2 separate regions of the Homo sapiens genome follow, and region 2 is linked to region 1. Evidence: chromatin contacts called from ENCODE Hi-C data. All regions are on one chromosome and are shown on one strand. The core of a region is the stretch at or near the end of the contact, and the rest is flanking DNA. Distances in the headings are between cores, read along the strand shown. Region 1 holds the start of ALG14 (ALG14 UDP-N-acetylglucosaminyltransferase subunit). Region 2 holds the start of MTF2 (metal response element binding transcription factor 2).

Region 1 (6,237 bases), core at 9-2,508:
TGGCTGTCCCTCATCTGACTAATTCTGGGTCATCTTTCAAGTTTCAGTTTAGCATCATTTCTTCCAGGAAGCTGTCTGTTTTTTAAGACCTGATAAAGTAGTGCCCTTCCTGAAGACTGCCATAGCAATTTGTACTTCTTACACAATTATTACAAGATTATAGCATTTATCTCATTGTGGCAAATACTCATTTTGATTTATTTTCTGTTAGTTTTTTTGTATTCTCTATTTCATTTACTGCTGTATCTTTGCATCTCTCACAGGACTTAGCACGGAGTCAGCACTCCGTGGCAAGTAATGTTAGTCAGTTTTGTTATTTCCAGAGGTTAGTTTAGTGTTTGGTCTTTCTAACAGCTCAAAACAGATTAAGTGAATAAAGTAATGCGTTATACTTGAACATAAACTTAGTACATTTACTCATACTATACATGTTCTATCTGGATGCAATCTCCTGCCATACCCAAATGTTTACATTGTGTCTGTGTGTGTCTGTCTGTCCCTGTCAAATATGTGTATTTAAAATTGTAAGCACCTACAGAGTTGGTGGATTTAGATTGTATTACCTGACAGGTCAGTGTGTTGCTCACACTCTGCCACCGCGTGTGTATTGTTCTACAGCCCGTAGATCATTGTTTTTATCCTCTTGGACTTTGTATATTTATAAATGTGACAATTCATTTTGCCTCATTTGTCATGTAGCATTCGTGTTTCCTAAACTAAATACGCAATACCTAGATTAATAATGCACAACAGCCATACGGGGAAACTGCATGTTTGCATCAAAAGGCTTCTACGTTCTCTGTTCACTAATTGTTTGAAAAATATACGCTACAGAGAGTCTTAATTATAGACAAGTGTAAATTACTTGTCATAAAAAAAACCTCTGGGCCGCGTCAGCAAACCAGCCCCTACCCTGGCTGGACTGCCCGGTTCCGGCAAGGCAGAGAAACTACAAATCTCTGCATGCAACACTCCAAGAAGTGCTAAGGGTACCAGGGAAGAGCGTCGCGGTGCACTCTGGGGTTTGTAGTGACCAACCCAAGTCCGACAGTCGCCTCCTCGATACTTACCGGACCCAGCCACTACCAAGATACTGAGAGACTCCCGGGGCGTAACGTCCATGGAACGAAGCACTACCCATATTCGCAGGATTAGGAAAACCGCCACAGCTCCTGCGGCCGCAGCTAGAACGAGAACGCACACCATGCAGAGAAACGGCGCATGCGTCCAACTTCCGGGGACCAGCCGCTGTCAAAGTTCACAACTACGGGTGCCGAAGCGACTCAAACGCGGAGGACGCACGTCTTGGTGGGCTGGTCTTTCCTGAGCTGGGAGGAGTGGAGGCGACGGAGAAGCTGAGGTCCCAGTCACAATCCATTTTACCTCATTTATCATGTAGTATTCGTGTTTCCTAAACTAAATACGCAATACCTAGATTAATAATGCACAACAGCCATACAGGGAAACTGCATATTAGCGTTAAAAGGTTTCTACGTTCTGTACGTTCACGTTTGTCAGCGGAACCCCTGCTTCTGCGCGGATTGTGCGCAGCTGCAGCCAAGCGTAAGCTGAAAATTGTAAAGTTAAGCGCTGGGGAAGCTTGATTTACGCCCACGACGAGGTCAGGCAGTCTCTGCGCCCTAAAGGTCCCGAAACTCCCCAGTTAGGAGGTGTTCTGGCTCTGTCAACTTCGTGAATGCCACCTGAAGCTAAGGGAATACATCCTTTCTTTCTTTCTTTTTTTTTTTTTAATGCCAAGAGAAATGTTTCTGTTGCACACAGACATTACTGAAAGTGTTCGCCAGTAAGGACCCTAGGCTTAAACATCGAATTTAGGGCCCTCATCCAAACCCCCTGTCTCCCAACATGTATGTTTTTAACTTTTCTCGAGGTTTTCACAGCTCTCAGTGTGACCAGAGTAGTTGAGGGTGACCACCTAAAGGTAAGCCACACTCCTAAGAGGATTGCAAAGCTCAGTGGCTCTAGGTAGCAGGATAGACAAGGCACAGTCCTACAATTAATATTCAGTTAATTTTATCACAAAGCATTTCCAGTGTGTTTCTCATGTCCTCAGCCAAAATGATGATCTGCCAACACCCCCTTCAATCTCAATTTTGCTTATGTCTAATTAATTAATTGTTAATAAATTAATTATGTCTAATTAATCCACATTACGACAACATAAAATACTAAGATCAGGAGCCCCTTCACCCCAAATATAATTTGCCTTCGGTCCACCATAGACCTACCTGTAGGTTATATTGAACAGGTATACAGATGAGTAAAAAGGTTCAGAAAGGTGCAACTGCTTGCCCAAGTGGAATAGCGTCAGATCTAGAATCAGAAACCAGAAATCTGAGTCCTGCTGGACAGGAGTACTGCATCCTGTATTCCTTTGCTAAATTCAAACTTGCCTGATCACCACACTTACCTGGAGCCTAGAATGTGTTATTAAAGGTGCAGACTCCCAGGGTCCATTAGGAAACACTGAATCAGAATTTCCGGGGATCGGGCACCTGGGATTAGCTTATGTAACCAGCGTGTCCATTCCTATCAGCAAGCAAGTTTGGGAGACTTTGTGAGTAGAGTCCGTGGACCTTACAACACTTTCCAAATTGTCTTCCATCAAATCTTCTTTCTTTTCTTTTCTTTTCTTTTTTTTTTTTTTTGAGACAGAGTCTCACTCTGTCGCTTGGCTGGAGTGCAGTGGCACAATCTTGGCTCACTGCAACCCCCACCTCCCAGGTTCAAGCGATTCTCCTGCCTCAGCCTCCCAAGTAGCTGGGACTACAGGCATGCACCACCATGCCTGGCTATTTTTTTTTTTTTTTTTTTTAGTAGAGACAGAGTTTCACCATGTTGGCCAGGCTGGTCTCGAACTCCTAACCTCAGGTGATCTGCCCGCCTCTACCTCCCAAAGTGCTGGGATTACAGGCATGAGCCACTGCGCCCGGCTCCATCAAATCTTCTTAACTATACATTCTCGCAGTAAGACCTTAAAGTGGATATTAGTTCCCTTTTTACAGACAAAGAAGTAGATTCCATAAAAGTTAAATAATTTGCCTAAGTCTACTTAGCTAGTAAGGGTGGAGAAAGTTCATAGTTGTGGACTTAGAAGTCAGTGTCTCTCAAATTTTAATGGAATCAGAATTCTCTGGGCTTACAAATGCGTAGTTGGAAGTCCAGAGGTAGGGTCTTTGGTGTAGTAAGAAAAACAGCTCAAGGATAATACAAGGAGTATCATTTACTTGTATATGCCCACTCTGCCATTCCTAATAATGTCTTCAACCTGAAACAGTCTTACCTGATACTTAAGACACTAGTGGTCCCAGAATGGGATGTGTGGATGGTTACATCCAACAGGGCAATCTCCATAGCCAAAAAAGAGGTTATCTTGTCGGGTCTTTTTTGCCCCTCCCCCCCAGTCTTGCTCTGTGGCACGGTCTCGGCTCACTGCAACCTCCACCTCTGGGATTCAAGCAATTCGCCTGGCTTAGCCTCCCAAGTAACTGGGACTACAGGTATGCGCCACCACACCCAGCTAATTTTTGTATTTTTAGTAGAGACGGGGTTTCACCATGTTGGTCAGGTTGGTCTTGAACCTGACCTCATGATCCGCCCACCTCAGCCTCCCAAAGTGCTGGGATTATACGGGTGAGCCATGACGCCCGGCCTGCTTTATTTTTTATTTTTTTAAAGGCAAGGAAACTTATTCTAGAACCCCTCACAGCAGACTTTCTTTCACTCCTTTTGGCCATACTTATATCACTTTCCCAGGCATAAAAGGAAAGCGACTTCAAAGCTGGTGGAGGTGGGAGGAGGATGATCTACAACTCACCTGTAATACATGGCTGTTGGATGGAGGGTGGGTACTGAACAAAATAGGCATTCTCTCAGTGAGGAGGAAGCTGCAGGGAGGGTTGTTGGGTAGGCAAACAATAGCATCTAGATTGCTGTGATGATGATGTGTCTGAAACAGCTTTGTAAACTGACACATGCAATGAAAATGTCAGGCATATGATAATTACTTAGCTCCAGGCCCCAAGCTCTATATTAAGGTAGATTTAATACTTGGAGGACACCCTTGCATTTCCCATTACTTCATCCCCTCACTATTATAATTACCTATATCTGTAGGAAATATTAGTTTGACCACACTTGGCATGTAGCTGGAATGAATGGAAGCAATCAAACATTGGGGGCTTGCAAGGAAATGCAGAGAATCAAAGAGGGTGGGGTACCAGACATTGTTTGGACTTATTGGTTGAATTATTCTGAATTAAGGTGATCATAAAACTCTTTAGTTTTCCTGCCAAGAAAGTTGAGAACTGCAGGGAGCAGCTAGGTAGCAGGCAGGGACAGGAACATAGCTGAGAATTCCTGCCAAAAATGTCACCTGGGTAAGCCAAGTCCTGGGCTGTGACAGACACAGAATGTATAGATAATCAAGAAGTCAAGAAGCTGTAGTGGGCCAGGCATGGTGGCTCATGCCTGTAATCTCAGCAATCTAGGAGGCCAAGGCAGGAGGATCACTTGAACCTCAGAGTTTGAGACCAGCCAAGGCAACAGAGTGAGACCCTATCTCTGTAAAAAATTAACCAGGCATGATGGTGGTGTGTACCTGTAGTCCCAGCTACTCAGGAGGCTGGGGTGGGAGGTTTGCTTAAACCCAAGAGATCAAGGCTGCAGTGAGCCATATTTGCACTACTGCACTCCAGCCTGGGTGACAGAGACCCTGTCTCAAAAAAAAAAAAAAAAAAAAAAAAAAAAAAAAGGCCAGGTGCGGTGGCTCATGCCTGTAATCTCAGCACTTTGGGAGGCTGAGGAGGGTGGATCAGCTGAGATCGGGAGTTTCAGACCAGCCTGACCAACATGGAGAAACCCCGTCTCTACTAAAAATACAAAATTAGCAGGGCATGGTGTCACATGCCTGTAATCCCAGCTACTCAGGAGGCTGAGGCAGGAGAATTGCTTGAACCCGGGAGGGGGAGGTTGCAGTGAGCTGAGATCGTGCCATTGCACTCCAGCCTGGGCAACAAGATCGAAACTCTGTCTCAAAAAAAAAAAAAAAAAGCTATAGTGGATTAATCAGGAAAGTTAAGACTGAGTGAGAAGAAGCAACAATTAAAATTTCTCTTGGGAAGATGAGTTGCGCTGACAGTACATTTAACAGATTCATGGAAGTAAATTATAGTGCTGCAAAAAGCATGAAAACTATGTTAATAGTTGACAAAATGAATAACGATATGTGGTCTATAACCAGTCATAAGTAAAGCATGTCTGGGAGGTGATTTTTTTTTTTTTTTTTCTGAGACAGGGTCTCACTCTGTCACCCAGGTTGGCATGCAGTGATGCGCTCTCAGCTCACTGCAGCCTCAACCTCCCTGGGCTCGGGAGATGCTCTCACCTCAGTGTCCCAAGTAACTGGGACTACAGGTGTATGCCACCATGCATGGCTAATTTTTGTATTTTTTGTAGAGTCAGGGTTTTACCACATTGCCCAGGCTGGTCTCAAACTCCTGAACTCAGGCAATCCACCCGCTTCAGCTTCCCAAAGTGCTGGGAGTACAGGTGTGAGCCACGTAGCTCAGCCTGGGAGGTGATTTTTATTCTCTTCTTTTTTTTTTTTTTTTGAGACAGAGTCTCACTCTATCGCCCAGGCTAGAGTGCAATGGCGCGATCTCAGCTCACTGCAACCTCCGTCTCCAGGGTTCAAGCCATTCTCCTCGCTCAGCCTCCTTAGTAGCTGGGATTATAGGCGCCTGCCACCACATCCGGCTAATTTTTCGTATTTTTAGTAGAGACGGGGTTTCACTATGTTGGCCAGGCTGGGCTCGAACTCCTGACCTCATGATCTGCCCGCCTCGGCCTCCCAAAGTGCTGGGATTACAGGCATGAGCCACCACACCTGGACAATTTTTATTCTCCTCTTAAATCTATTTCCCAAAGTTTCTACAGCAAATATTACTCATGCACATTTTTAAAGTTATTTTAGAAGTTCAGATAATTTTGTACTTTTCTGTAGGATTGTACATGTTAATTTATTCAACATATTTAATAAGCATCTGCTATGTGCCAGACACTGTTTTAGGTGCAGGGGATGTCATATAAATAAGACAGTGGTCCAGGCAAAAACTTTGGACTAGGGAGATAACAGTGGAGGGAGAAGAGGTCAGATTTGATATACATTTTATGGGTAGAGTCAATAAAACTTGTTAAGGGATTAGATATTGGGGA
Region 2 (6,259 bases), core at 3,215-5,714, 2.0 Mb before region 1:
TTTTTTCCCTTCAAAATACATTAAGCCCTGGCAAGGGTGGCTTGCACCTGTAATCCCAGTTACTTGAGAGGCTGAGGTGGGAGGATGGCTTGAGGCCAAGAGTTCCAGGCCAGCCTGGGCTACATATAGAGATCCCATCTCTAAAAGAATTAAAACAAAATTAGCTGGGAGTGGTGGTGTGCACCTGTAGTCTCAGCTACTTGAGAAGCTAATATGGGAGGATTGCTTGAGCCTAGGAGTTTGAGGTTATGGTGGGCTATGATCAGTGCCACTACACTCCAGGCTGGGCAACAGAGTGAGACCTTGTTTCTGGGGGAAAAAGAAAAGACATCATTATGAAAAATGAAAAGACAAGTCATAAAGTCATAGACAGGAAGACAATATTTGCAAATCATGCTTCTGTTAAAGAACCTAAATCTAGAATATATAAAGAACTCTTACAAGTTGATATAAGAAGATTGTCCAGTTAAAAAATACATAAAATATTTGAGTAGGCACTTCACTAAAGAAGATATAAGAATGGCTAACAAACCAAAGATGCTCAATAGCACTAGCCATTAGGGAAACCACAATGAACCACTTCACTCCCACTGTTTTAAATTATTATAATAATTTTTTTTTTTTTTTTGGCCAGGTGCAGTGGCTCATGCCTGTAATCCCAGCACTTTGGGAGGCCGAGGCAGGCAGATCACAAGGTCAGGAATTTGAGACCAGCCTGACCAACATGGTGAAACCCAGTCTCTACTAAAAATACAAAAATTAGCCGGGCGTGGTGGCACGTGCCTGTAATCCCAGCTATTCAGGAGGCTGAGGCAGGAGAATCGCTTGAACTCAGGAGGCAGAGGTTGCAGTAAGCCAAGATTGTGCCACTGCACTCCAGCCTGGGTGACAGAGAGAGACTCCATCTAAAAAAAAAAAAAATTATTATTTTTTTAGAGACAAGGTTTCACTGTATTGCCCTGGCTGGTCTCAAACTTCTGGGCTCAAGCAATCCTCCAGCCTTGGCCTCCCAAAGTGCTAGGATTACAGGTGTGAGCCACCATGCCTAGCAATCCCTACTGTTATGAGTGAAATCAGAAAGATAGACAAGTATCAGTGAGGATATTGGGAAACTGGAAGGCTTACATATTGCTTACACTTTGGAAAACAGTTTGGCAGTATCTTAAAATGTTAAACATAAACTTATCATACAACTCTGTAATTCCACTTCTAGGGATCTACTCAAGAAAAATAAAAAACGAATGTCCATACAAAGATTTGTACACAAATGTTCATAGCAGTCTTATTTATAATAGCCCCAGATTGAAAACAACATAAATGTCCTTCAACTGGCGAATGGATAAACAAAATGTAGTACATTCATTCAAATGGAGTCTATTTGGCAATAAAAAGAAATAACTACTGACTGGTACAACGTAGATGAACCTAAAAAATATTCTGAGTGAAAGAACCCAGATGCAAAAGACTACTTATTGTATGAAACCATTTATATGAAATTGTCAGAAAGCAGATAGCAGATTGCCTAGGGCTTGGAAGGAGGGTTGACTGCAAATGCGCATAATGAATTTTTTGGGGGTGATGGAAATGTTTTAAACGTGGATTGTGGTGATGATTGCACAATTCTAGTCACTGCTTATTGTAGACATTTAGGAACTGAAAGCGACAGACATTCTATCTCAACCCAAGCTTCCATGATTACCATAGCATGGGGGAGGGAGATGTGTCTCTGCTTCTTAAAGATTCTCCTGAGAAGTGATACATGTCACCCATTTTATTGGTCAAAGCAATTAACTTCAGGGGTGCAAGAAAGTGCAAATTTTTTTTTCTTTTTTCTTCGAGACAGAGTCTCCCTCTGTCGCCTAGGCTGGAGTGCAGCGGTGCAATCTTGGCTCACTGCAATCTCGGCCTCCTGGGTTCAAGTGATTCTCTGCCTCAGCCTCCCAAATAGCTGGGATTACAGGCATGCACCACCACGCCCGGCTAATTTTTGTATTTTTAGTAGAGACAGAGTTTTGCCATGTTGGCCACGCTAGTCTGGAATTCCTGGCCTAAAGTGATCTGCCCCCCTCAGCCTCCCAAAGTGCTGGGATTACAGGCGTGGCCACCGCGCCCGGCCAGAGTGCAATTTTACTATGTGTCTGGAAGAGAGGGGAACCAGAATACTTATGAACCACCCTAAGGATGATCACAGAAATACATACAACAATAAAGGGTACAGTTTACTCTGATCAGAGTTCACTCTATATTTCCGAGGAACCACAACTACAGCAGGTTTTTTTTTTTTTTTTTTTTTTTTTTGAGGCAGTCTCACTGTGGCTCAAGTAAGCCTACCACCTCAGCCTCCTGAATAGCTGGGACTACAGGCAGGGGCCCAGCTAATTTTTAAATTTTTTGTAGAGACAGGGTCTCACTATGTGGCTCAGACTGCATACTGGTCTGGAACTCCCCAGCTCAAGTGATCCTTCTACCTTGGCCTTTCAAAGTACTGGGATTACAGGAGTGAGTTGCTGGTGGCTGGCTGACAGGTATTCTTTATACTTGACTGTGACTCCCTGAGTGTCCTTAAATCTCTGAACACTTGGTTTGCTTACACCTTTGTACTCACACGTTTGCACAGAAAAATAACACTTTTTTTTGATAGAGGCATAATTTACTTCTCTAATGTATAAGGGATTAGAATACTTTTGTGTAGCCAAAGAGCCTAAATTATTAGAGTTTCTGAGGTGGAAATGAATGCGTCTGAAGTATTGAATCACTGAAGATTTTGAAGTTGAGGCTTGGTGACCACTTTACAGAAATGTTGAGGAAAACTTAGACCAAACGTTCTCCAAAACAGATGTTCTCTGATTAGGCTTAGCTGCACAGCAAATATATCTGTTTGTGCAATATCTTTATTAATTTTTGTACTGCATCTACTTTTTAATATTTTATTTATTTATTTACCTTAATGCCACGTTCCTGAATGGGAATGCATCTACTTTTTTTTTTTTTTTTTTGAGATGGAGTTTTTGCTCTTGTTGCCTAGGCTGGAGTGCAATGGCACGATCTTGGCTCACCACAACCTCTGCCTCCTGGGTTCAAGCGATTCTCCTGTCTCAGCCTCCCGAGTAGCTGGGATTACAGGCATGTGCCACCACACCTGGCTAATTTTTGTATTTTTAGTAGAGACGGGGTTTCTCCAAGTTGATCAGGTTGGTCTCGAATTCCCGACCTCAGGTGATCTGCCTGTCTCGGCCTCCCAAAGTGCTGGAATTACAGGTGTGAGCCACCGCGCCCGGCTGCATCTGCTTTTTTTAAGTCAAAATTTTCCTCAGCCAACGTATGAAGGTCACTTAAGACGAATTTATGAGAGACGATGATGAGAATTGAAATAAAGTGAAACCTGAAAGGTAGTAGGTAAGTAGATACAGTGAGGGTACAGTAAGAAGACAGACTTAAAAGATTAGGACTATTATTCAGGAGAAGCAGAGGAGTGGAAGGGTATGACCACAATATTTAAAGTATTGAATGGTATTGGATAAAACGAATATGCTTATTTGCCAAATTCTGAGATCACAGGCTGAGGGAACCCCTTTTGAAGTATGAGCCAAATGAGCTTAGACCACAAAAGGTACTTTTTCAGAGACAGAAAAAATATGGTGTTCACTATCCCTGTGGCATAATATGGGACAAAAATATAAAATGGCTTTAAAAATATTTTGACGAAATTATAAATAAAGATTCCACACGTGGCTACTAAGAGGAGCTGGGTTGTATCTAGGTGTAAGTTAAAGAGACAAGCATACAATCTCACAGCTTGTCAGTTGGGACCCCTGTAGGCAGCAGAATCTGGGCAGGCTAAGGGTCTGCACTAATAAACAATTCTGTTTTCTTAAACCATTTTGCAGGGGACTATTCTCAGATTTCATTACAACTAGGAAGGACTGCAAAGCGGGTAAACAGAAAACAACCTTTCATCGTTAGGAAAAAAATCGTCTGAAAGTCTTTCATAAAAGCAGCTCCTGATAAGGAGTTTGGGACTGGACAGTGAATCGCTGAATAAAATTTAATCTCGACATCCTGGGTCTTCTCCCCTCTGAAGGAAATTCTAACAGCAGGCCTTAGGATGAAAGTAGAGGAAACGTGCTTCAGTTAAGGTTTTCTCCAGGGAAAAGAAATCGGCCCAGCAAGATGCACAGAGCACCGTTACGACCACGCACACCGAAGGTCGCACACGACCCTTTTCCTGTATAACAGTGCCAGCCTGCCGACGATCAGGAGCGCAGCTTTCACTATTGTGTTAGCCCCGGCGGCGGAAGGACTGAGCCTCACTGCAACGTTAAAGAGTCCTTCTTTGTTCAGCCCCAGTCGGGGACGCAGGGCGCGGTGTTCCTCCGCGCTCGCCGCGCAGTCCCTGCCCCCCCGCGGCTTTGGAGAGCTGCCATTCGGCACCGGAGTCGCTCCGCGCTCCCAGAATGCACCGGCAGTCCGCGGGAAACCAAAATGGCGAGGGGCTGTATTGAAGTGGGCTGTGTTTGAGGCCGGTGTAAGAACGCTCATTCTACCCCCAACCCTTGTCTCCAAGGACCTCGGTTTGTGCGTGCATATGTGCCGGGTACCCGGTGGGGCGGGTGCCCAGTAAGTGCTCGGACTCGCAGGGGAAGCGCCCACGGGGACGGATTGGTTGTTTTTTCCTGTATGAAGCGGTTGGCACCACTGAAGTGACCGAATGAGGTGAGAGACCTTGGCCTGGGAACCGACTCTTCCGGAGGAGATGGGGGTTGGGGGAAGGAGGAAGAAAGGAAGCAAGTATAAAAGGGAAAGATGGAGGACCAAGGTGGGGGTGGGGGCTCCTGTATGTGGGTGCCTTTGCATTTATGTGTATATTGAAAAGAATGGATGAAGAGGAGTAGTCAGTTGAGTGTTGGGAGAAAATAGGGACTAAAGGAGCGAGGAGGTCGTTGGGGGAGTCTGTTGGAGGAACAAGATGAAACGTTGAGACGGGGAAGCTGTGTTTGGAGGGCAGGAAGGAACCTGGGGGCGGGAGACGGTTGGAGGGGCAGGATGAACCTGGTGACGAGGGGGTGGGGAGCCGAGAGGAGGAGCCGTTGGGAAATGGGGGCTGAGGGAAATGTGGGGAGCAGAGTGGAGGGCTGCCTGGGACCTTAGCAGTGCGCAAAGGGAAGTAGCAGCTTGGAATCGGAGGGTGGAATTGTATGGAATTGGAGTAAAGGGGGTCGAGTGTAAGTGCTGGTAAGGATAAGGGGAACACACTGAAGTGGAGGTTGGAAGCACAACCTGAAAGCTTAAAGGGAAGCGGTGGGAGGGAAAGTGAGATGGGGGAAAGCTAGGTAGCTTATATTTGGAGCTCACCAAAAATATGAGGCTTTTCTTGTGTTTAATTAAACCTAACTCATATAATCTACGTCTAGGATGTAGATTTGTATTGTATTCATTTTTACAACTGAGGTAATTACGGCTCAAGGAATTTTAACCAATTTGCCAAGATTTCTTAACATATTTCGGTAGTGCCAGAACTCTAACTCTGTGTTTTACAATCTGGTGTCCTTGGTTGCTAGAATTTTTCTTTGGAAGCAATTAGAGGGAACAGATGGATTTATCGGGGTAATCTGACTAACAGCAAGGGTTTGTGAACAATGGGAAAAGGCTTATGGAATGTTACTCTATTCTTTAAAACATTTAACTTTGGTTAAAGATAGAAACCATGTAACACTAACTTAAATGTGAAAACCTAGCTAGGCCTGTGTGTAATACATAGGAAGGCACCATGTGAGGTCAGTACAGAGCTAGAAATATGTAAATAGTACCTGATTTAATTTGACTTCAGAACCTCCGGTAGTAATAGTAGTTACTTTCTCCTTCAGATGGATTCCATGTGACCCTCCTGTATACCTAGCCTACAAGCTGGTTTCAATTTCCATGGTTTCATTCTCTCTTGGGAATTCCTTTTTTTTTTTTTTTTGTCAGTAAATTTCAAAGATAGTTGTATGTAGAAGTAGTTAATGTGGATAAAATGTAATTAAATTCACAATAACCTTTTTAAGATTTGAAAATGCTTTAAAGGGAGTTGTTTTGACTGATGGCTTTAAGTGCCCTATAGTTTAGTTATAACTTGAGAGGGAATACAAAATGACTTGTTTTTTCAGATTCCTAAATATAAAAATGTATTTGAATTCACATTTTAAAATTAGTTCACCTGCAGTTTTTTAAAGTGCTAAAAATGTTCTAAATATTTGAATTAAGAACACACCTGCTTCCT

The links. A loop is a pair of places that touch in the nucleus more often than their neighbours do. Pooled maps may share reads with other maps.
Region 2: a pooled map shows a loop between it and region 1 (9-fold over the local background). The contact joins the promoter of MTF2 here to the promoter of ALG14 in region 1. A Hi-C loop is called at or near these places in 8 of 50 pooled maps.

Annotation. Positions count from the first base shown.
Region 1 is chr1:95,071,693-95,077,929 of GRCh38, forward strand. ALG14 (ALG14 UDP-N-acetylglucosaminyltransferase subunit) reads right to left here and starts at 1,259. Exons shown (of 4, transcript NM_144988.4): 1 at 1,071-1,259. The coding sequence starts at 1,206. RefSeq lists enhancers at 701-780, 1,021-1,380.
Region 2 is chr1:93,074,819-93,081,077 of GRCh38, forward strand. It overlaps MTF2 (metal response element binding transcription factor 2), which reads left to right and starts at 4,465. Exons shown (of 15, transcript NM_007358.4): 1 at 4,465-4,713. The coding sequence starts at 4,709. RefSeq lists enhancers at 4,028-4,277, 4,214-4,508.